Linked DNA regions of Homo sapiens: all the other regions are linked to region 2. Evidence: chromatin loops called from intact Hi-C (ENCODE). Cell type or tissue: OCI-LY7. All regions are shown on one strand.

Evidence for each region. A loop is a pair of places that touch in the nucleus more often than their neighbours do. Peaks named below come from ENCODE experiments on the same cell type or tissue, not always from the same donor. Only the 100,000 strongest peaks of a DNase experiment are listed, where the experiment ranks them.
Region 1: it touches region 2 in a loop (9-fold over the local background); 2 of 110 quality-filtered maps call a loop at or near these places.
Region 3: it touches region 2 in a loop (4-fold over the local background); 5 of 110 quality-filtered maps call a loop at or near these places.

The regions. Positions count from the first base shown.
Region 1 is chr13:40,476,474-40,484,473 of GRCh38, forward strand. LINC00598 (long intergenic non-protein coding RNA 598) reads right to left here and starts at 4,531. Exons shown (of 7, transcript NR_024507.3): 1 at 4,436-4,531. In OCI-LY7, no CTCF peak of the experiment used is centred here; DNase peaks (open chromatin) are centred at 2,518, 4,378, 4,858, 7,378 and 4 weaker places; H3K4me3 peaks cover 6,816 bases; H3K27ac peaks cover 6,686 bases.
Region 2 is chr13:40,124,735-40,132,734 of GRCh38, forward strand. All of the region lies in intron 1 of LOC124903162, which reads right to left. Among named protein-coding and RNA genes, the nearest start is that of LINC00332, 53 kb to the right of the region's middle. In OCI-LY7, CTCF peaks have their summits at 3,065 and 3,277; DNase peaks (open chromatin) are centred at 767, 1,797, 2,197, 2,997 and 1 weaker place; H3K4me3 peaks cover 4,507 bases; H3K27ac peaks cover 5,246 bases.
Region 3 is chr13:40,649,093-40,657,092 of GRCh38, forward strand. All of the region lies in intron 1 of FOXO1 (forkhead box O1), which reads right to left. Among named protein-coding and RNA genes, the nearest start is that of FOXO1, 14 kb to the right of the region's middle. RefSeq lists enhancers at 2,623-3,144, 3,145-3,665. In OCI-LY7, a CTCF peak has its summit at 3,392; DNase peaks (open chromatin) are centred at 1,119, 3,289, 3,669, 4,639 and 2 weaker places; H3K4me3 peaks cover 5,168 bases; H3K27ac peaks cover 7,517 bases.

The DNA of each region.
Region 1 (8,000 bases), 350 kb after region 2:
CTCAGAAACCATAACCCATAGGTGAACCCTGATAAATCAAGTGCTGATCCATTGAATGCAAATGCTTGGAGACATCAAACAGCACACTCGAGGCCCTGAGTAGCCACCATAACTTCCTGAGAGGCTTCTCTACCAGAGACACTCCACCTAACGGACTGGGAAGCACAAATGTCCCTAATCCTGCCCTTCTCTAACTCTTCCACACCAAAACACGTGTCTGCACATGGAACTTCTCTGAAATGCCTGGAATTAAACAAAGCAGGCACAGCCCCTGCCCTTTGGAAGCTCAGCAATCTAGAACAAACACTGAGGCACACAGGGTTGGTCTTATGAGCTGGCAACCATATGGTCTGATTTTAGAGGCTAGGAAAGCTTAGTCCAAAAATATCTACCCCTCCCAAATGCCACAGTGCCTGGAATTCCACTGTTAGAGGGATATTTCTGGGAGTTGAAGCACTATCTCCGATTCTGAGTCACTTGGCTTCAGTTACTTTTTTAAAGACAGTACAATGTTGTATTTAGATTTTTTTACCCATTTTTGTGAGTTTATTTATTTTAATAAATGAGTTGATCTCATTACATTTATTATTATAATACATTTGTCACAATTCTATCATCTTAAATAATTTCTTTTATTTATTGTTTCCTCTGTTTTCTGTGTAATCTGAATTTTAGTCCTAATAGTGGTTACCTCCTCGATTTTAAATAAGATGCTTAATTTTCTATTATCAATTAATCAGAAATCAAATAGTATCTATTATCTCCCAAATACAAAAGGTGAGAAAATTAATGATTTTCTATTTCCTCCCATTTCCTTTCCACCTACGCCTTAATCCCTATCAACAGACACTTGTTATTATGTTGTTGAATTTTTTTTCTTCCTTATGGCTGTATTATTATCATTATTGTTATTACTTTTACATTTGGTAAAATTTTTTTTTCTTTCATGGACTTCTTTTAAATGCAATAAAACTCTGGCTAGAGGCTACAGTTATCGTACATCAATATCTCTGCATGAATTAAATACTCAAGTTACTTTTTTTTTTGAGACAGAGTCTCACTCTGTCGCCCAGGCTGGAGTGCAGTGGTGCCATCTCAGCTCACTGCAGCCTCTGCCTCCCTGCCGGGTTCAAGGGATCCCCCCAGCTCAGCTTCCTGAGTAGCTGGGACTACAGGCGCGTGCCACCATGCCCTGCTAATTTTTTGTATTTTTTGGTAGAGACGGGTTTTCACATGTTGCCCAGGCTGTCAGATTACTTTCATTCATTGCAGTAGAGGCTCCTACAGGATGCAGGACAGTAAATAGGCTGGGGGTGGAGAAAACATAAAAAAGGAAATCGGATGACAGATGGGGAAATACATTGAAGGCGAATACCTACTTCTCTGTTTTGCCTTTTGTTGATCATAGAAACAAGGGGAAAACATAATGGAAACTAAATAAACATTCGCAGAGGGCACTAAGATTTCTGACGCTCTCATGGTACGGAAGAGGAGCAGTAAGACACACGTGTGTGGATAATCAAAGGTGAGGATGGTGGGTGGGTTGGCGCAAGAGGTGGGACGAGGGAGAGAAGTGCTGACCATTCCAGGGAGTCCTCTGCATCACTGCTTCTCAACATCACACTTTGAGAGGACTCTTCCAGCTCCAAAGCCCTGTCCACATCACGTCCTGTCCCCACGGTCACTCTGGCCAGGCAGGCCTCTCATTGTGAAATGGGGCCCTGCACACAAAAACAACAGCCTCGTGCTTGTGGCAGGCTGAATTCTTTCCAAAACTGCCCTGGGTTTCTTTATCTCAGCCCCTTGTGAGAACACAGGAAACTCTGCTTCCCCAATCCTGAAATATCTGCCTCAGGAAGGAAGGGATATTGTCTTTTCAGGGGCCTCTGTTTGGCTTGTGAGCCAGTTCGATAGCTTGCTTTGTAAATGCACTGCAAAAGCAAGCCCACTCAGACCTTCCTTGGAAATGGCATATTTGAAAGATAATGTCCAAATCTATTTAAACAGTGGGGGAAAAAGTTAGGTCATAAAACCAGTACCAACTTTGTACAAACTGGTCTAAACGCAATACTGGAGAGGTGTTTGGTTGTTTGGCTTGCTTTCGTTTGTTGATTTTTTTTGTTTGTATTGGCTAAGAATTGTTCAAAAGAAAAATCATTCAGTTTTTTTCTTCAACATTCTTGTCCTACTGAGGGAATAATTCGTTAATTCACCTTTCACTGGATCCAAATGGAATTCATTTTTTAGACTTTATAGAAAACATACAAACCCTCCACTAGTTCAATATTTTATGATTAATTTTTATAAACAAGTAGGCGATATCAGGACATCTTCAGAGATGAATATAATTGAATCCGAGTGCTCTCATGCTGACTATTAAAGGTTTCAATTTAAAATGTTTGCAAGAGACCAGGGATAGGACGAATCTCCAGCATTGCCTCACAGTGCCAGTGTCCTGGGCTTCTAGAAGCAGCAATGGTATCTGTGGTTGGCTGAGTTTTCTGGGCCATCAGCGTGATTTCTAAGCCGGACTCTGGTGCTCATCATGCTCCCACAAGCCTCAGATGGCTTTTATTTCACAGCAGACAACAAACCCATCTTTCTGTCAAAGGCCGTAGGTTGAGGTCCGGAAATGAATTTTTAAACTATGTCTTCAGGCCACTAAATTCCAAGGCCATTTCTCTTTCTCTCTATTCCTAAGGACCCATCACCACAGACCCCAGGTGTTATTTGTACACCAAACACAGCCGTGCAACTAAAGAAATAAAAATAAAAATAAAGGTTAAGCGCTCTTTGCCTCCCACTTCTAAAAGAAACTTCTGGGCAGTGTTTCTCAGTTATGAAATGTACGCTTCCCAGGAGCAGTCTCCGCGTTTTCCAGCGCCTTCCCTGCCTGCCCGGCTCCCCGGACTCTGCTCCTCCCGCTGCCCACCGAAGTGGCCCTGCCTCAAGTGTCCTCCAGCTCACACTGTGCTTCTCAAGCAGTGGCTCCCCAAAGATGTCCCCAATGAGGAGGGTGAACAAAAAGCGCCTTTCACAGGATCTCCCAGGCACTGCCAGAGCGAGGCAGGCTTTGAGGAGCCTGTCAAGGAGGGCAAAGGCCTCGCTTTGAAAACGCTTCTCCAGTGTGCTGGCTCGTGGGACTTGGCAGGCCCAGGGAACGGCGCCGCGGGGAAGAAAGCCCCTGGATAGGCCTCCCTGGCGGGCACCCCCTGCTCTTTTCATTCGGCCCCATGTGACGCCCGTGAGGGAGCTGGCAGGCCAGGGCCTGGTGAATGAATCCTGTTTGTCAGGGCCCCCGCCTTGACTGCAGCCCATACGTCAGGACACACGCTTCCCGACTGCTAAATGACGGCTGAGAAAAGGACAGTGGTTTTCGGTGTTTGTAGGACAGGCAGGAGTGGCCAGGCAAGGACTGAGATCAGTCATAGGGGAGAAAATCCAAAAAGTAAAAACTCCACCGACCACAGGAGACTTTTCTTCTCTGCTCTGGTCAGCAAGAAGGTCCCATGATTCAGCACAGAAAAGCACCCTCTGGCAGCCCGGTCCTGTTTAGTTCTGGGTTCGGTGCAATTTCTTTGTTGAAACTCAGTTTCTCCCTCTGTAAAATAGGTATAGTGACACGAGCCCATGGGAGCTGCTCAGTAAAGCTCTATTGTTTAATCAGCTGACAAATGGCAAAGCCAAGTCCTAAATGCTTACTCAACTGGCCACCAGTAATGGGTGCATAATGAGAGTGAGAATTCAAGGGCAGCCACCTACCTCGCCCATCTGTTTATTTTTCCTGCCTTGGTCTAAAATGGTTCCAAGGCCCCAGACTCACAGCAGTCATGCCTCTTCCGTGGCGGCCAGAAGTGCAGAGGACAGTGTTATTCAAGGTCATCTGAAGAAGGCAGGGACCCACCTGCCACAAAGGGTCGTTGTGAAAATGCAAACGTCCAGGAGCAAGGATTAAGGGGAAGACTCCCACACCGGAGAGCAGCCAAGGGCACCCCCTTGCCGAGAGCAAAAAAAACATGTGGTCACTTCTAGAAGGCAGAGTGACAAGTCAAAGCCTCTCTGTGAGTTAGCAGAAATCATTCCCTCCGGGTGGAGGAATTACACATGTCTTTCTGGGCAGGCAAGTTAGGAAAGGGGTGCCCGTCTGGGCAATCCAGTCAGGACGAGTGCCCCTTTCTCCCAGACTGGGGACGCAGTCTGGAGGGCAGCGCCCACTACCCCTCCCTCTCTGGGCACCGTGGCACACCCTCCGGGGCCCTGCCTTTAACCGCTGTGTAGCCTGACAGGGAAACGTCAAGGTCAAACAGGAGGCCTCTCACAGCTGCAGGAAGGAACACCAAAGCATCTTCTTGAGAAATAAACAATGTTGCCTCTTTTAGCTCTAATTTTTTCTGTATGGCTTTGAAGTGGCAGTGTCTAGGGAAACCCCCAATACCTTTCAAGGGGGGAGATCAAGGACTCCTGCGTGTTGCAGTGAAGTTAATGAAGCCATTCATCCATTCGGCCAACAGCCATCATCGGAGCTCTACAGCGTGTCCCCAGTAAGTCTGCTGTCAACACGCAGACATGGGGGGCGTCAGCACAGCCCTTGACCTCTGCGAGGTCACAATCCAGGGTGGCTGCAAGACCAACAGTAGCACCCCCCACCCCCGACCAATGAAGTCCAGAGGAGCAGAGAAAGTGCTGGCAGACACAGAGGATGGAGCAACTCACTTATTTTAGAAGAACCAAAGAAGGCTTCACAGAGGTGACTTCTGGGGGTGTTCTTAAGTGAGGGGTAGAATTTCTATGACCAGAGCAGCCAGGTGGAGGGAAAAGCAGAAGCATAGCTACGGAATCAGAAGAGTCTGTGCTGTGGCCAAAGCATGGGGTGGGAGGTGCGGAGGCAGGAAGTCCCTGAACACACCAAGAGTCAGAACTCAGGGAGGCAGCGGAGAGAGGACCCACAACTCCACCTGGGCCTTAGGGCAGCTCTGACGATGCTGTAAGGCCAGACTGTAGAGACTAACAATATAGGCATCACCTGGAAGACTTGAATGACCCAGGGAAGATGCAGAGGCTTGAGGACCAAGCCAGAGGGGACGGAAACACAGAGACTCGGGTTTCCAGACCGGACCGGGCGCATGGTGAGGGCACAGGCCTGCAATAGACAGCACAGGAGTGGAGTGGGTTTGGAAGGCCAATGTTGAATGTGGTTGTGGAGAAGCCAAGTCGAGGCTCCTAACAATGCAGTCCTGTAGAAATGCATAACAGTTAACTAACCAGCGATGAATAGCTAGTTTTAAAACTAAAAGGCAAAGAGATTGCAAGGGAACTAGGGCCCTGTACAAGGACCCCTGCCGTGCTCTGGGGCTGTGGGAGTAATTGGGTCAGGGCAACAGTTCTCAGACTTTGGGGTGCATCAGAATCACAGGGCGGTGTGGGAGGCCACTGACAATCCAGGTACCTCGGCCTCACCCCCACTGATTTTGTGTCAGCACCTACAGAAGTAACACCGATTCCAGCTCCCCAGTTACAACATACTACAAATCAAGGAGTCCTTTAAACTTTTTAACTTCTTTCTCACTAATTAACTAGAAATACCCTCCCCTGTTTACCTTTTAGCTGAATAATCTCTTTAACTGATTAACTGAAGTTAATTCTCACTGGCCAGCAAAAAGTTCGGTGAAATTAGCCTCGGGAGAAACTAAGATGGCAAAGGCTATTTTGTGGGAGGTAAGAGAAGAGGGAGAAACAGAGACAAGAGACAGTAGGGGGGAATGGCTAAGAATGGTCCGTCTGGGCATTGTTGGTGAAACGGCTTAGTGGTTGTGGAGTCACTAGAGCCACACGTTGTATGTGAAGTCATCAAAGCGGACATCAGGGAGCCCTGGAGTTGGTCCCTCATCCCCAGGAAAGGAGGACACCGGCTTTCCACCAGCCTCAGCAGGTCCACCCTCAGACAAGGCTCCCCATAGGCTCCTCCTCAGGCTGTCCTGCTGTGAACATTGACCCCACAATCTGCACAACCTGTGTAGAATCACTTCCAAGTTGACCAAGACTTGCTAAATTATCTCATGAAGGACAACAAAGGCACAACTTAAAAATGGAAGAAGGTGAATATAAAGTAAACCCAAAACTCCTACTTTTTTGTCCCTTCTCACACTGCTATAAAGAACAACCTGAGACTGGGTAATTTAGAAAGAAAAGAGGTTTAATTGGCTCACAGGTCCACAGGCTGTACAGGAGGCGTGGCTGGGGAGGCCTTAGGAAACTTACAATCCTGGTGACAGGCAAAGGAGAAGCAGGCACGTCTTCACATGGCAGCAGGAGGGAGCGAGAGAAGGGGGGAGTGCTACATGCTTTTAAAATACCAGATCTCATGAGAACTCACTGTCACAAGAACAGCAAGGGGGATATCTCCCACCATGATCCTATCACCTCCCACCAGGCCCCTCCCCCAACAGTGGGAATTACAATTTCACATGATTTGGGTGGAGACAGAGAGCCAAACCATGTCACCTACCTATCATTAAAAAGTAATGTCCCAACCCAAACAAGCTTGGAGTCAAGGGCCAGCTCCTACCAAACTTCAAATATTGGTGTTTAATAATACGTGTCATTTAGGAACAATGACAAAAGATGAACACATGCATCTTAAAAGCTGACTAGCAAAAGGCCAAAGAAGGAAATGGGGAAGAAAAAGGATATATTTTCCTTTTATCAGAAACCTAGATTAGGCCTAAACTCAACTGGACCGACTATGATCACCTCCTCACCTGCACAGGTGAAGCCACCAACCATCCTAGGTTGTCTGGGACTCTTCTAGTTTTAGCAGTAAAATTCCCACATCCTGGGCAACTTGGGACAGATGGTCACTGTGGGTCCAGGTCATGGACTATGAGAATATGAGAATATGAGTTTGGGTTTGGAAGACTTCCAGCTGACTCCTGGACTGCCACTTACTAGATGTGGGCCACTTAATTTCTCTGAGTTTCATTCAGTTCCTGCACTCTAAAAACGAGGTTTGAAAGGCTGTCTTCATAGGATTGTTTGCAAGGATTAAACCGTAAGGGAACATAAAACACAGAATCGGTGGTACACAGCAAGCTCTCAATCCATGTGAGATGGGAAACATTTATCTGCAACCGTAGCCAGCATAGTTGGGGCAGGATTACCCAGAGACGATGGCGAGCATCAGGTGAAGCAGATGGAGATGTGGGCAGTTGTTGCTTCCTTACAGAGCTGGTCCCTGTCATTTGCACATTTGTCCCCAGCCCTGGGTCCTGGCAAGAAGCCTGGACAAGGAAGCTCTCTATGGGTGCTCGAGAGCCACTGGCAGACGCATGTGCAGTCAGGCAAGAAAGCCACACGCCCAGGCCGCAGCGGCCCTGCCAGTAAGCACTGAGCACCCAGGCAGATGGGAGAACCAAGCTGCAAGCCTTTCCTAGTCTCCCTATGATGAATGAATGACTGTCCTCGTGGGACCACTTCGCAGCAGAGCTAGCAAGAGCCGCGGCACGGATCCTGCCTACACACCTGTGCTCCCGAGCCCTGCAGAGCTTTGGGTCTTCTCACTAGCGGAGTGAGGATGAGGGTGTGCTGACCACAGCAAGGTTGTGTGCGTGCCTCCATGGAGGTGCGCAGAGCAGAAACGCTGCCCCTCGCACTGCCATGGTGGTAAGGAGAGGAAATAAAACCCATGTCTTTTCAAAGATTGTGTGAGTGTCCTTGAACTCCTCTTCTGGCTTTTCAGCAGCTGTTTGGCATATACAGGCGAATGACAGAGAGGAAGAGGGGGCAGAGACTTGTGTAGATGCCAGTGTGTTGCTCACTGCAGGCAGCACTGACTGAGCTCCTGCCGTGAGGCTGACACAGTCCCTGCCCTCCTGGAGATTAACCCTTTAGCATGGGGAGGTGACAGCAGACAAATCAGTAAGTAAGAGAGTGTTTGATGGTAATAAGTGTCCTGAACACAAAACCAAAACAGTAAAGTGATGAGTAATGGGGAGCAGGGGGAC
Region 2 (8,000 bases):
TGATCAATTAATTTCAGCAGAGCCATCCTGGTGTCACTTATGGGATAGACATGATTAGACCTTTTTCTAGCTGAGTCCCAAGGTCAAGTCATCAAATATGACTGATTACATTTTCTAATGGTTTCTCTATGCCCATTAAAGAGCACTCAACTATTCAGACTCTCCTTTGATCGTGACATTCAAAATTTGCTCTGATGGCTCCTGACAGGCAAAAATGTATTCTCTAATCTTTAACCACATAAACAATAGCTAACCACTTGTAATTGAGTTTAAATTGATTTCAGGTGGCTTCAGAGAAAAGCAATTTCTACAACAGATTAACCTCTTAATTAAAGTATATTAAGAATACTGTCAGGTGTAGAGATTCTGCTACAGAAGAAAATTATCCCTCATTGACATTCATTTATGAAAGAATTGCTGTTGTGCTCCCAGGTAACAGGTTACTTATTTGTGCTTCTTGCCTCACTAGGTCAATGCAAGTCTAGTTTCAGTCATTAGAATATCAGGGTTTTATAGGGGAAAGATGTGGGGAAAGAGAGGGAGTGTCTGAGGGGGTGACATGAAATAGGTATGTTCCAGTACTTAACGTCTTCAGAAAGTTACTTTTCTCAAGAAATGGGACTTTCCTCAAAAACCATAGACCCCCTTCAGTTAGCTGAGTAATGAGGAAACACAGGTGTCAACCAACATGTCAATAACAACTAGACAGGTTTCTTCAAGGTGTCCTTCGATGCACTGTAAATAGACACCATCTCTGTCCTCTGTGTCTTTGCTACTCAGACCAGCATCACTTGCGGGGACTGTGAGAGATGCAGAATCTCAAGCCCTTCAGGCCCCACCCCAGGTCTATGGAATTAGAATCAACCTGTTTTTCAACAGGATCCCCAGGGAATTCATTTGCGCTATTACAGTCTGAGAATTACTGCTCTAAGAGAATGTTTGTGCTTGGAGTCCCATAGTCTCAGGCTGTATCTATAAAACATCAAAAATATTTGATTTGGTGAATAAAACACAGTGGAACTGGTTATGGAATATCATAGAAAACAAATTATTTTCTCCGCACTCTTTACTTTTTATCTCCTTCCTTTGAAGACCCTTCTAGCTTCCCATATTTTATATCCTGGCTGTGAACACCCCAGGTGAATTGAGTCTCACCCACCCAGGACTGGCCCAGAACACGGGACATACACAACTGGCTTTAGAATCAAGCTTTATTCATCCCTGATCCTGGAAGTTTGCTTTCTTGGCTCTGACACCTTCTTTGGCTCATGTCCCTGAATTGGTCTCAGTCTCTTTTTTTCCCCAGCCTGGGATTTTGTTGCTGCTCTCTCTGAACTTGCATTTTTTAAAATCTTTCCCATTTAGTCCTTTTTTTTTTTTTTTTTTTTTTTTTTTTTTTTTTTTTTGAGACAGTGTCTCACTTTGTCACCCAGACTGGAGTAGTGCAGTAGTGCTATCACCGCTCACTGCAGCTTTGACCTCCCAGGTTCAAGCAATTCTCCTGCCTCAGCCCCCCAAGTAGCTGGGACCACAGACACATGCCATCACGCTTGGCTAATTTTTGTATTTTTTGTAGAGATGGGACGTCGCCATACTGCCCAGGCTGGTCTCAAACTCCTGAGCTCAAGCGATCTGCCCACCTTGGCCTCCTGCGGTGCTAGGATTAGAGGCATGAGCCATCCCACTTAGTCTCAAGATATCTAGAGGAGGTTTCGGTTCTTACCTGTCTAAATTTAGAGGTTTGCAGCATGGACTTTTACTCTATAGGTGGCTTGTGGTTGTTAAAAGGGAGTTGAACAAAAATGCAGCTGTGCTCAGCAGCCAGGTGTTGTTAATAAAATTGGTTGCAAACAGAATCCCTCAGGCTTGGCTGCACATTAGAATCCCCCAGGGAGATTCAAATTTTCCAATGCAAAGGCCCCGGCCCCAGATCAACTAAATCAGAATTCCATGTCCTCAGCATCAGTGGTTATAAAAAGCTCCCAGGTGAGTCTAATGAGTAGCCAAAGTTTGGAAATACCAGTTTAGAGAAACTTCTATGTCCCAGTCATGCCCATCCCCACTCCCTCCTCTGGGCCTCAGTAGCAGTTCACTTCTTTTATTCTACTTAGTCTTTTTCTCTTCACCACCAAAGCATTTAGAAAATAATGAATGAAGAATGTAAGCCTCTGGGTGTATTCTTAGGGTGGGGACAGGAAGTGAGGGGTGGGGAAGGAAGAAGTTACATGCATGATCTCTCACACTGCTAAAACTATGCAAAGTTTGCCAGAATGGATATTAAACTGACCCCAACATCCCCCAGTTTAAGTTGCACCATTACTGCAGAAGAATCATAGAAAGCGAGAACATGGAACTCTAGAAGGCAGGCAGACAAAGCATCAGAGAAGAGATTTAACATGGCACAGCCCACGATCTTCCCACTTGCAATATTCCAAACAAAAAAAAATACCCCCAAACTTTGTGTCCGTAAGTGGAAGTTCTAAACCTGTGTCTTTCGAGGCAAAGCAGAAAGGGCACCAGGTGTTCTGGTGAAGAGTTAATCTGCCCATGCCCCAAATCAAGGTGAGATGGAGAAGGCAGCAGCAGTGCAATCCATACCAGGGCTCTTGGCCTGGGACCCTTCCTTGGGTGGGTCTGAGCCTGCACTGGAACCAGGTGAGAAGAGCTGCAGAAGGCAGGTTGAAGGAAGGGAGCCAGGGTGCTCCTCACATGCTCCCTCTGCTTACCTTTTCTCTCCTGGGTTAGGAATTCACAGTCACTGATGCAATTTGTTGGGTTCTCTAAGTGTCTTCCCCAGGCCCTACAGATGAGCAGCACCTGGGGACTTATTAGACATGCAAATACTCCAGAGGAGGGCTCCACCTCAGACCTCCAGAATCAGACACCTTGGAGGTGGGGCCCAGCCACCTGTGTCTTCAGAAGCCCTTCAGGAGTTCCTGATGTGCACTCAAGTTTGAGAACTACTATTTCATTTCATGCTTCTTAGAGCTTGCTTTTGTGGCCATTTGTTCAACTGGTCTGGAAAGGGGAAGAAACTTTGAAAGTGCTTGTTCTCCATTCAGACTGCTGATTGTTGATGCAGAATAGCAGCTGGGGTTACTGGCCATTTCTTCCCAGGTCCCCCTTCCTGAACCTCTCATCTTCTGTTTTCAGGCTCCTGGCTGTAGTTTCTGGTCCCTGCAGTCTGGCTTCCTGGATATAATCTTTGCCTGTTGAACCTGAGGCAGCTGCCTCTTCCTTCCCGCCTCAGTTTATCTCCCAGGCTCCAGACCCTGCTCCTCTCTCTAGGCCTCCCCACTATGCTTCCTTCTCTCATAAAAGTTGAGGCCCAGCTTCATCCTCTAGTTGGCATGGAGTCCCAGATGATGCCAGCTCTGTTCATCCTCTTTGTTTGCCCTCTCCTGGCCTGCTACGTTTAGTTAGCAAACATGCTGCTATTAGCAAATACTTTTGAATGAAAGAATTAAGTACTTTTTGGTTTCCAAAATCCTTCTACCTGCATTATCTCATCAGATCATTGTGACAGTGAAAGTACGATCCCTATTTAACAGTCAATAACACTGAGGCCAATCCAGATTATAGTCTAGTTAATAGAGCCAAGACTGGAATTAAGGTCTCTGAATCCTAACTCAATGCTCTTTTCATTATGCTGCTTACTTAATTCATCTCTTCACAGAGATGCGTTTCAGAGTATTTTCCACTCTCCCCAATAGCACACCATTAACAATTCATGCAAGGTAGATTTTTAATCAACATTCACCTACAGCAAGAACTGGTTTAAGCTGGACAAATTGCAAAGAATGTAGTTTACCTCATTGCACAGGTGCACACCACCAAAAGATTTAGCAGAAGATAAGAGGATGGATGTTTGGCCACACAGAGATTACCTGCAGCTGTGGTGATTGGTTCCTGGGGTCAAAGAGCCTTTGCTGATCAACAGAGTTGATTAATGGGTCAGTAACTCTTGTAGTTTAGAAATCAAAAGATTTTCAACTTGAACCTTGTATTGGTTTACATTTACCTCTCATTTCTTAGGCAGGTCGATAATAAATTAGGGCATTTGAAAGCTAGTATGATTTCCTTTAGGGTCCTCTGCTGTAAGCCCCAGTCTCTGAATGACAGTGTTTGCCTGGAAAAGAAGCAACCACCTGCATCTGCTGGCTTGGGCCTGCCTGGAGGTTAGAGGTGTGATGCCCCCGACACAGGGCACAACCATTCCCCAGTGTGTGGTGGGGAGCAGAGTGAACCACTCACCTATCCCAGATTCTGCACTGGCCTGTGTCTAAGAGCTTAGATTGCAACACTGAGGTGCCTGTTGCCTTAGCCTCCATGACTGAGGTCTTGAGCTGTGACATCCACCCTCACCATATCCCTACCTGTACTTGCTGCCCCATTTGGACCTCTGACAAGAGGGCAAACAGATAAGGGCAAACCTCCTCTGGCCTATGGGGATGCAAGGCCATGGCTATGCCTTCTGGTTCTGACCACAGCTCTACCTTTGTGACTCACACTAACAACAATCCTGTTTCTTATTTCACCACCTGGCCCTCTGGTGCCATGTGCTCTTTAGATGGTCCATCCCCAAGCCCAGCTGTAAATTATTTTGGTCATTTTGTTGCCAGTGGAGGGTGCCCAGGTTATTGGCATCCTGAACAAAGAATTGGACAAAATGCTCAAACAAAGCAAAAAAAGAATGAAACAACAAAAGCAGAGATTTATTGAAAACGAAAGTACACTCCACAGGGTGGGAGCGGGCCGAGCAAGCAGCTGAGATCACAGTCACAGAATTTTCAGGGGATTAAATACCTTCTAGTGGTTTCCCATTGGTTACTTGGTATATACCCTATGTAAATGAAGTAGTGGCCCACTACCAGTTTGATTGGTTGCAGGAGAGGACCAATCAGAGGCTGAAGCAAAGTTACAACGTTACGCCCTATCAAGCATCTGATTAGTTGCAGGAAGCAACCAATCAGAAGCTGAAATGAAGTTACAAAGTTATACTCCTATGTAAATGAAGACTTGGCCTGCGACCAGCCTGATTGGTTGTGGGAGGGGACCAATCAGAGGTACTTTCAATTTCTGCCACACAGAAAAGGGGAGCGTTGCAAAGGGAGTAGCCTCTGGTCCTTTTGTTACTTGGGTGTGGATAGTTAGGGTTTTCCTTTTGATTTAGTTCTAGAAAGTCAGAGTGAATCAGCTTTAGGTTCCCTGCCTCCAGGCCCTATTCTCCTGCCTCAATTTCTGACCTGTGCTTCTGTGACCTGGCCCTGAAAGAGCCACCAGCTCTCTCCAGCTCAGCAGATGATCCAGTCTTCACTGGTAGAACTGCCTTGGCTTTAAATTCGAAGCATGGTTGGAGCTTAACAAATGATAGAAAAAAATATGGAGAATTGAATTGATGGGTGAATAACATTTGGAGAACAAGCATAACCACACTGGCCTCAGCTCTCAAATATTAAGGAAGCTAAGGGGAGCTCATCATTCCTTCCTAAAGTCAGATTACCCTGATTCTGTAGATATGGAATCCTGTGGTTATGCCTCCTCACAAGTGATGTAAATTTACAGTTGTTATGAGATGACCCTGCATGTTCTCAAGCAAATGACAGTAAAGAGGATGATAATGAGTGAATGAAATAAAGAGAAGTAGGAGAAAGAAATGGGCAATAAAAAATAGCTTTTAATGAGCACATACTCTGTGCCAGGCACTGTGCTAAACACTAGCACACAGCAGCACACTCAATCCTTACAATAATCTTATATAGTAGTGATATTACCCCTAATTTACAGGTGATGAAACTGTAGTGGAGTCAGAATTTGGTTCCAAACCTGCACTCCTAACCCCTTTGTTAAGCTCCTTTCCCCATAGGAGGCGAATTCTCTACTCTTAGGCTTTCACACTCATTTGGCTTCAAGAAGTAGTGGCTAGGTTGGCCATCCCCTATCATTGTCATATGTAATGTTTTTACCAACAATACTCTTTGATGCTAGGGCGCATCTGTGTAATCCCTTGCAAAGTTGAAAAACTGAGTTCATCAACTAGGGCAAGTAATTTCAGCTCACATGTCCTGGGAAAATAACTGGACTTGGATCTAGTTCCTGCCCTGACCATGTGGCCTTGAAAACCACTCACCTGCTCTGAGTCTGCTCTCTAGCATTCCATGTCTCCATAGTGTTGTTCAAAAATTAAAGGAGCCATTGGCGTAGAAGCACTCTATGAACTGTAAGGACTACAAAAATAAAAATTATTTCTATGTCATAAAAGAAGTTCAACTCCTTTTTTTCCGCTGAATTCACTAATTACGTAAAAGTCATGGAGACAAGATCTTCCATGGCTGGATTCATTCCAACAACAACAGATTCCACAAACATCCAGTAAGGTCCTCACATGAGCCAGGTGCTTTTATAGTTTATTTTCTTTTTTCAAAGACAAGAAACAATATGTTTATGACCAAGTAACTTCTGCATCTTCTCATATTTTGGCAGGTATTATACCTGCTGAGGATTAAATACCTCGAGCTGGACTTGGATAGGTCAGTTAATTGGGATTCAGACACCCTGGTTTGATTCCACAAACAACAAGTTGTCCTCCACTTCCTTGGCTCACAAATGTGCACACATCTGTGTGGCCCATGGGGCAAGGTCAAAGTGTTTTTTCCTGGAGGCCATTTTGTCACATGTAGTCCCTACAAGACAGTGTGGATGAGTCACAGCAGATCCATCACCCTTGTAACAAACAGCTTAAATGCATGCCCTGCTGAGCATGAGTCAGGGTAAGGGCAGACTTATAGGCAATCTCATTCCGGGCTTTCTATTTTTTTCCATCTGGCTTCTCTTCCTGAGTTTGTTTTGCCTTTCGCTTTTTTGTAAAAAAAAAAAAAAAAAATTAATATCCATTTTTTGAAACTTTCTTCTCAGTGCCTTGGCTAAGAAAGAGATAGGATATGTCTTTTCAGGGAAATGTATTCAATATAAGCATGGTATTTATCCATTTATTTTAACTAAACATATACCAGAAACTTATTTTTAATACTTTTTAATTGAGATATAATTATAGTGCCTTACAATTCACTCACTTCAGTCTATGATTCAACAATTTTAAATATGTTCACAGAGTTGTACAATCATTACCACAATCAATATTAGAACATTTTTCTTGCCCCCAAAAGAAATTCTGTCCCTATTAGTGGTCACTCCTCATTTCCCCTCAACCTCCCAGTCCTGGGCAATCACTAAACTACTTTCTGTTGGTATAGATTTGCCTATTCTGGACATTTCATATAAATAGAATCATTCAATATGTGGCCTTTGGCTTCTTTCATTGGCATAATGTTTTCAAGTTCCATCCATGTTGTAGTTCTCAAAAACATCTGTGTCTTTTCAGTTAGGAACTCAAACTCATGCTGTTCCTTCCCATAGAACTTTATCTGACTCCCTTGGAAAAAATAATAATAAATAATAAAAATATCCTGTAGCAGGTGCTATCTATGCCAGGTACTATACACATAACCTTCACAATAAGCTATAAAGGAGATATTATGTTCACTATTTTCCAAATTAAGAAACTAAGAAAGGTCATACTACTCATTAAGTCATACAGACAATATTCTAACTCAGGTCTCTGACTCTAAACCACTCTTCTCCTCTACCCCACATAGTAGGTCTGTCTTGGAAGATGAGTCATGGTTATTACCAGCATTGCCATAAACACCTACATCACATTTCTCTGAAATCCAGCACTGGCCCATGGTTGTGGCTTTGACTTGCATCAGAGGAGTACAGAGAAGACGCTCATTCAACAGGAAAAAGCCCTCAAACACAGACTACGCTGGAGGTGAGGCAGAACGCACAGTGGTCAAGACTGCAGGACTCTAGAGTCCAAAAGACCTGGCTTCAAACCCCAAACCAGTCACCCTTTAGTTGCATGTACTTTAGGTAGTTACTTTCTTATTCTTGATTTTCCCCCATATAATTGAGGAGGATAGTTTCTACCTCATAGGGCT
Region 3 (8,000 bases), 520 kb after region 2:
TAATAAAAGTCAATGTCATTTTAAGTGAGTCTCAGCAAGCCACACAGAAACAAGCCTCATAGGGCACATGACTAAGTGGAAAGGGGTTGTCTTCATTTCAAATCCAAGGAGTGTATTCACACAGTTAAGGATCACAGACAATTCTGTCTTGAAAAGAATCCCTCTGATGCATTACTCTACAATCTGAAGTGTTTTAAGTTCTCATTTTATCTCTCTGACTTAATTACTTCTTCCTCCCAATACCCTTTAAAATCAATTCTCTAAAAAAATGGGGGGTGGGGAGTATAAATGAGGCTTAATTGGAGGCCCCCAAGTTGTCAATCATGACAGAATTGATGACTTCTGTGGATGAAAGTGTTTTCCTTTTCCCTTCTTGCCATAAACACAGGCGGAAGTCATGGTTAGTCTAAGAAACATAACCATCAACAGTTTGTCTTTGATTAAAATGTGTCCCTATTTTCATCGCAAAGGAAATTATTAAGTAGGGTCCTCCTATATGTTCAGCATTTTACATGACCCAAGATCATTTACATCGTTCAATGAGATCACAGAGCACAATAATTATTTTAATTTTTTTCTTAAAAATATAATGTATAAGGCATACAATCAAATTAGGTAATAAATTCAGAAATTGACTCACTTCAAACATATACCCTCCAATTGTGAGGAATGAGAAATTCACCATAAATTATGAGCTCCATCTGTACTGATATATTCCCTTCATTTTATTCCACATTCCCCACATTCTTCACCTCTAGTTCAGAATAAAGCAATCACACCAAAGAATGCAATGGCACAAACTTTAACATTCAAACTATTACAGGAAAGGGGTCCCAATCCAGACCTCAAATGACAGTTCTTGGATCTCCCACAAGGAAGAATTCTGGACGAGTCCCTAGAGTAAAGTGAAAGCAAGTTTATTAGGAAAGTAAAGTAATAAAAGAATGGCTACTCCGTAGACAAAGCAGCCCAAGGGCTGCTGATTGCCCATTTTTATGGCTATTTCTTGATGATATGCTAAACGAGGGGTGGATTATTCATGCCTCCCCTTTTTAGACTATATATATAGAGTAACTTCCTGACTTTGCCACAGCACTTGTAAACTGTCATGGGGCTTGTGGGAGTGTGGCAGTGAGAACAACCAGAGGTCACTCTCGTGGCCATCTTTGTTTTGGTGGGTTTTAGCTGGCTTCTTTACTGCAACCTGTTTTACCAGCAAGGTCTTTATGACCTGTATCTTGTGCTGACCAACTATCTCATCCAGTGAGTTAGAATGCCTTAACCGTCTGGGAATGCAGCCCAGTAGGTCTCAGCCTCATTTTACCCAGCTCCTATTCAAAATGGAGTTGCTCTGGTTCACACGCCTCTTGACAAAACTACTTTTTAAGAGGTTTGAATCTCAATTAAGCTGAACAGATTAAGAATGTTTATTTCTGAGTTAGGCACCAAAGGAAGGACAGTAGGCTAAAAAGAGATCACAAAGAAGGGCAGTGACACCCTGAGGGTCCACTCCTCAAGCACAGGGACAGGCCGATTCCAAGACCAACCTAAACACTCAAGAGCAGGCAGGTAATTATTGAAGCCTGTGACAATCATGCTTTTTAAATTGTTATTTTAATAATCTGGATTCTGCTCTTGTTTAGCTTTGGTTTTTGTTGTTGTTAATTGTTGTTGTTTTTTGAGATGGAGTCTCACTCTGTTACCCAGGCTGGAGTGCAGTGGCGCAATCTTGGCTCACTGCAACCTCTGCCTCCTGGATTCAAGCAATTGTCCTGCCTCAGCCTCCCGAGTAGCTGGGACTACAGGCATGCACCACCATGCCCAGCTAATTTGTGTATTTTTAGTAGAGACTGGGTTTCACCACGTTAGCCAGGCTGATCTCAAACTCCTAACCTCAAGTGATCTGCTGACTTCAAGTGATCCGCCAACCTCAGCCTCCCAAAGTGCTGGGGTTACAGGTGTGAGCCACCACGCACTGCCTAGTTTTTTTGGTTTTTTGTTTTTTGTTTTTTGTTTTTGTTTTTTTTTAAGAAACATGGTCCCAGTGTGTTGCCCAGCCTGGACTTGAACTCCTGGGCTCAAGGGATCCTCTGGCCTCAGCCTTGCGAATAGACAAGACTACAGGCACACAGTACTCTCTCTGCCTGGATGGACTCTGCTTCCTTTTTATAAAAAGTACGTTCTAGGTACAGTTCAGAACACTGAAAGTATCAAAATGGCACTTCAAGAAATACAAAGCACCTTAAAGAAATACCCAGAATTACTGGAATATAATTCCCTAGGAGAACCACTACAGAGCACAGAGGTCACAGCAGGGAAAGTATCCACTCCAAAACCAGAAAAGAGGATATCAATAACATCAAAACATGCCTAATTACAGGAATCTTTAACCCTGATAAATTTCCTTAGTATGAATTTTTTTAATTATACCAAATAACTTCAAGAGAGGAAAAAATAAAACATTTTGATGACCTCTAAAATGTAGTCATCAACTGCTAAATGTTTAAAAATAGTGTTTTATCATCATCAGAAAGACTTCATGTTAATACAAATACATGACATACAAATATACATCTAAATATACATTATATTTATAACATAAATATACATCTAAATATACATCATATTTATAATATAAATATAAGATTATAAATAAATTCAGGTCCTACAAAATTCATTCTATCTCAAAATTTCACAAATTCAACAAACTGCTCCAGGCACACCGGTAACAGAAGAGACTGGGAGTATGGGAATCTTTCAAATTCAACGTATGTAAATGTCATAATGGGCCACTGAAGAGAAAATTAAATCCTAAAAGGTTGAAGGGGAGAGACCAATTCAGTCATACAGATTGAAGAACTCTCAGGGTAGGATGATCCACAGGAAGCTTTCCCATTCACCACATGTAAATTTCATGATGGCCTACATACCTACCCATCCAGAGAGAAAAGTTTCCAATGCAACCAGCTTGGTGCCAAGTACACAAACAACCCCAATCGATATTTACAAGTTTTGCAAGTTCCCCTCTCCTCCCTCCCCACTCCCCGTTTAGGAGGTAGCCCTGCAGAGAGAGAGTTCTGCTGCAAACAGATGAGGTAACTGTAATTCAAGAGAGCCCACTTTCTCCTGTATTCAAATCACAGTATAGTATGAATGATGGCAGGCTGAAACCTACTGGTGTAACAAACTGGTGATTCTTTTTTTTTTTTTTTTTTGAGTTGGAGTCTCTGTCGCCCAGGCTGGAGTGTAGCGGCAAGATCTCCGCTCACTGCAACCTCTGGCTCCCCAGGGTCCGCCAACACGCCTGGCTAATTTTTGCATTTTTAGTAAACACGAGGTTTCGCCATGTGGCCCAGGCTGGTATCGAACTCCTAACCTCAGGTTATCCACCCGCCTAGGCCTCCCAAAGTACTGGGATTACAGGCGTGAGCCACCGTGCCGGCCCAAACTGATGATTCTGCAAATTAAACCTCACAGCTCATGAAGGCACATCATCTCTGATACAAAATTATGGTGACTGAACATGCCTATCTTGATGTTACTTATGCAACTCTATCCTGAAGGTTAGAGAAGAGAAAAAACCTTTTTCATGTCAAAATAGAACAATAAAATCCACATTGTGACCGTTACTACCTCAAGAATCTGCCAAAATAAGAGCTTCTAGCTAAACCATATGCAAACCATTTCCTTTGACCTTGCTTCCAAGCAACCAAAATGTCTCAAGTATTTGACGTTTACTTGTATGAACCACTCCCAAATATTTATGTGGTTATTTTGCTTTCAAGCTTTGAAGGACACAACATTTACAAGCCTGGGAATTAGGTGATTCAATTATAATTTCTCTTTCCAAACTAAATTTGAAATCTAAGTGCATTTCTCTTTTTTTTTTTCTTCAAGACAAGAGTATTGCTCTGTCGCCCAGGCTGGAGTGCAGTGGCACAATCTCGGCTCACTGTAACCTCCACCTCCTGGGTTCAAGCCATTCTCCTGCCTCAGCCTCCCGAGTAGCTGGGATTACAGACACGCACCACCACGCCTGGCTAATTTTTGTGTTTTTAGTAGAGGCAGGGTTTCACCATGTTGCCAGGCTTGTCTCGAACTCCTAACCTCATGATCCACCCGCTTCAGCCTCCCAAATTGCTGACATTACAGGCACGAGCCACCACGCCCAGCCTCTAAATGCATTTCTTTTCAGGTACAGAATGCAGGGTGCCTTTTCACTCTCACCCTTGCCACTGCTGCAAGATGAAGACCCTCTCATTCTGTGCTGGGGATTCCTCACTCAAAGAGGGGTTTTCGCTCAGCCACTTGCATGGCAGGCTTCTGAGCCTGGTACCCGCAGAGGAAATGCACTAATTTTTTAATTAAAAAAGGAAAACCAATATGAAAGGAGAGGGCCGAAACACTGAGGAGACAAAGCCCAGTGCCTCCCGGCCTCAGCTAACTCTTCAGAATACCAAACCATTGAAGAAATCTTTATCTTCCCACATAATGCAAACTGGTTTCCCTCTTCCTCCTTTCCTCATTAGGCCCAAATAAGACTTAGGAGGATTAATCATGCGCATTGGCTTTTTTACTGCAGTTACAAAATACAACCACAGAGGTTCCCTCCCTTTCCTGATGCCAGGTTCACTTGGCTACTTTCAGATTTTTAACTGAGCAAAAACCCAGCCCCTCACCAGTAAGTACTTTGTAAGTACTCACCAGTACTTACAAAGGCAGTACTATAACACCTTCAAGATGGGGAAACCACGGTTTTAAACAGAAACACATATTTTCCCTCAACATGGATGCTTTATCATATCTCTAACATAGTAAGAGTAGAGAGTCACAAAACCATGACCTATATTTTCCAGACTGTTAGAACAGCAATTGAGAAAAACTGTTTATCCAAGAAATATCTTTAATGAAACAAAAAAGAACAAAAGCATACAAGGGAAGCCCTCTCTTCCACCCTCTTTCTCATCACAGTTTTGCCCTTATCAGATAAGACAGGTAGGGGTTCCAGGGCTGTTAAGCTCATGGGGTATATCATTAGGACCAGCTCTGTAACTGGAACTGCTCAAAGAATGAATGACATCTTTATTAAGACAAACATCATCTGACCAGGCTCGGTGGCTCATGCCTGTAATCTCAGCACTTTGGGAGGCTGAGGTGGGCAGGTCACAAGGTCAGGAGTTCAAGACCAGCCTAGCCAAGACAGTGAAACCTCATCTCTACTAAAAATACTAAAAAAAAAAAAAAAAAAAAAAAAAAAAAATTAGCCAGGCGTGGTGGTGGCCGCCTGTAATCCCAGCTACTCAGGAGGCTGAGACGGAGAACTACTTGAACTCTGGAGGCGGAGGTTGCAGTGAACCGAGATGGTGTCACTGCACTCCAGCCTGGGCGACAGAGCGAGACTCTGTCACAAAAAAAAAAAAAAAGAAGAAAAAGAAAAAGACAAACATCATCTAGGGAGAAAAATACATCAACGCAGAAAAAAAAGATTTTCTTTTTAGGTCTCGAAGATCTGTATACAAGATGCTGGAACCAAGTCACACTGAAAAAGTTGACAGCCTGGAAATTTCTATATGTGGCTGGCCAGAGATGTATAAAGAATACAGTGGGGCTTACTGGAGATAACAGCACTTCCCAGATGAGGGGTGCTGCAGTGTAGACCAAGGGGCCACGACACTTTAGAGGTGGTACTGGCCTCTGAGAAGGCAGAGGTCTCTAAGAATTAAAGAACTCCTATGACTTAAGGTCAGCAGAGATAGGCTATCTTGAAAGAAATGATCTACCTCCCTTCCCTGAGGGAGATAAGAACCCTCAGGGAACCCTCCCTTCAAAATTAGAACCAAGATGAGAATGAAGTTGAAGGATGAAGATGTTTTATATAATATCTTTACTTACAAAAATTAAAAGACCAAAGATGTGCTGTAATTCTGAACTTCACTGGATCTACAAACATCAATAGTGGTCGGCAGGGCGTGGGGGCTCATGCCAGTGATCCCAGCACTTTGGGAGGCCAAGGTGGGTGGATCAGTTGAGGTCAGGATTTCGAGACCAGTCTGGCCAACATGGTGAAACCCCGTCCCTACTAAAAATACAAAAATTAGCTAGGTGTGGTGGTCTCTACTATTACAGGTGTGCCTGTAATCCCAGCTATTTGGGAGGGTGAGGCAGGAGAATCGCTTGAACCTGGGAGGCAGAGGTTGCAGTGAGCCAAGATTGGGCCACCGCACTCCAGCTTGGTGACAGAGTTAGACCCCATCTCAAAAAAAAAAAAAAAAAAAAATTAGACTGGCCAGTTCCATATTGTTTCCTAGTTGGTTTTGACTAGTTTTGCCTGACATCATTAACAATCATGCAAGTGTGAGATCCTGGTGCGTCTGAAAGCTATTTTCTCCACGTGGAAGGTAACTTAGACATTTAATAAAACCTCACGGTAGTGGGCTTTTTCATTTATTTAACTGTCCCCCACCCCTCATCAGCAATGTACCTTTTAAATAAAATGTCTGCTTCTATAGGGATAAATATATTAGTAAAATAGTTTTCTACACTTCTTTTTTTTTTTTTTTTTTTTTGGCAGAGTCTTGCTGTCGCCCAGGCTCAGGCCGGAGTGTCGTGGCATAATCTCAGCTCACTACAGCCTCCACCTCACAGGTCTGAGGCATTTTCGTGCCTCAGTCTCCCAAGTAGCAGGGACCACAGGCATGCACCATCACCACTGGCTAATTTTTTGTATTTTTAGTAGAGATGGGATTTCACTATATTGGCCAGGCCAACTCCTGGCTTCCAGTGATCTACCCACCTCAACCTCCCAAAGTGCTGGGATTACAGGTGTGAGCCACCGCGCCCGGACAGCTCTCCTCAACACTTGCCATTTCTAAATGGCTGATGAGTGTTATTTAATCTACAACTGTGCCTTCTGATGTGCCACAATGCCATTTTTACTGCATAAACCTTTTGGTTCAACATGAGCTAGTCAGACTCACTCCAAGTACACTTAACAGTTAATACATTCAGTCCTATTGGACTGTAATGGTGTCAGTTTTGCATTTGGCCTATCCAAATTTAACCTCCTCTGGATCTATTGAAATATCCCATTATAATCTTCATTCTTGCATTTGGGTTAGTGGGAAGATAATTATTGCAATAAGAAAGCCATCAAGGATATCTAATATTTAGCTAAGGCAATATTAGAACTGACATTTACATTTTGAAGTATCTTTTCAAGCCAATATAACCTTCCCTCATAATTGCCTTAAGTATATTTTGAAATTGCTGACTTCAATTCAGAATTTCTCATTTTTCAAAAAAGCAAGACTTAATTTAATAGTAATCTTTCTTTCTTTGAATCACTCTGCTACCAGGACACTGGGCCTCACTGAAGTTAATTTTAAAGAACAGATCAAGCAAAAAGCTAAATACATTGTAAATGCCAACTATTCACATTAAGTCAATTACATAATCTGTTCTATGTATTGCCAAATTCCGTATGTCAGTTTCAAAATCAACTGCAGTACACTGGCTATAAATTGCATTCCATAGGTCTCCATATTTACACAAGTGTGTTCCTAAGTAGTTGCATTTTAAAATTGTTTAATGTAATCATATTTTCATAATTTCTTATTTGGCAAAAACAAAGATATCATTTGATAAATTTGGTCCATAACACAGCATTATTTTCATAATATGTCCTTTCTACCTATACTTTTCAAACTGTTTGTGTATTTCACATGCCTATCACTCTGAGAAATTTTTTTTTTTTTTTGAGACCGAGTCTCTCTCTGTCGCCCAGGCTGGAGTGCAGTGGCACGATCCAGGCTCACTGTAAGCTCCGCCTCCTGGATTCACACCATTCTCCCGCCTCAGCCTCCCGAGTAGCTGTGACTACAGGCACCCGCCACCACACTTGGCTAATTTTTTTCTGTCTTTTTAGTAGAGACGGGATTTCACCGTGTTAGCCAGGATGGTCTCAATCTCCTGACTTCGCACTCAGAGAAACTGATGCTTCC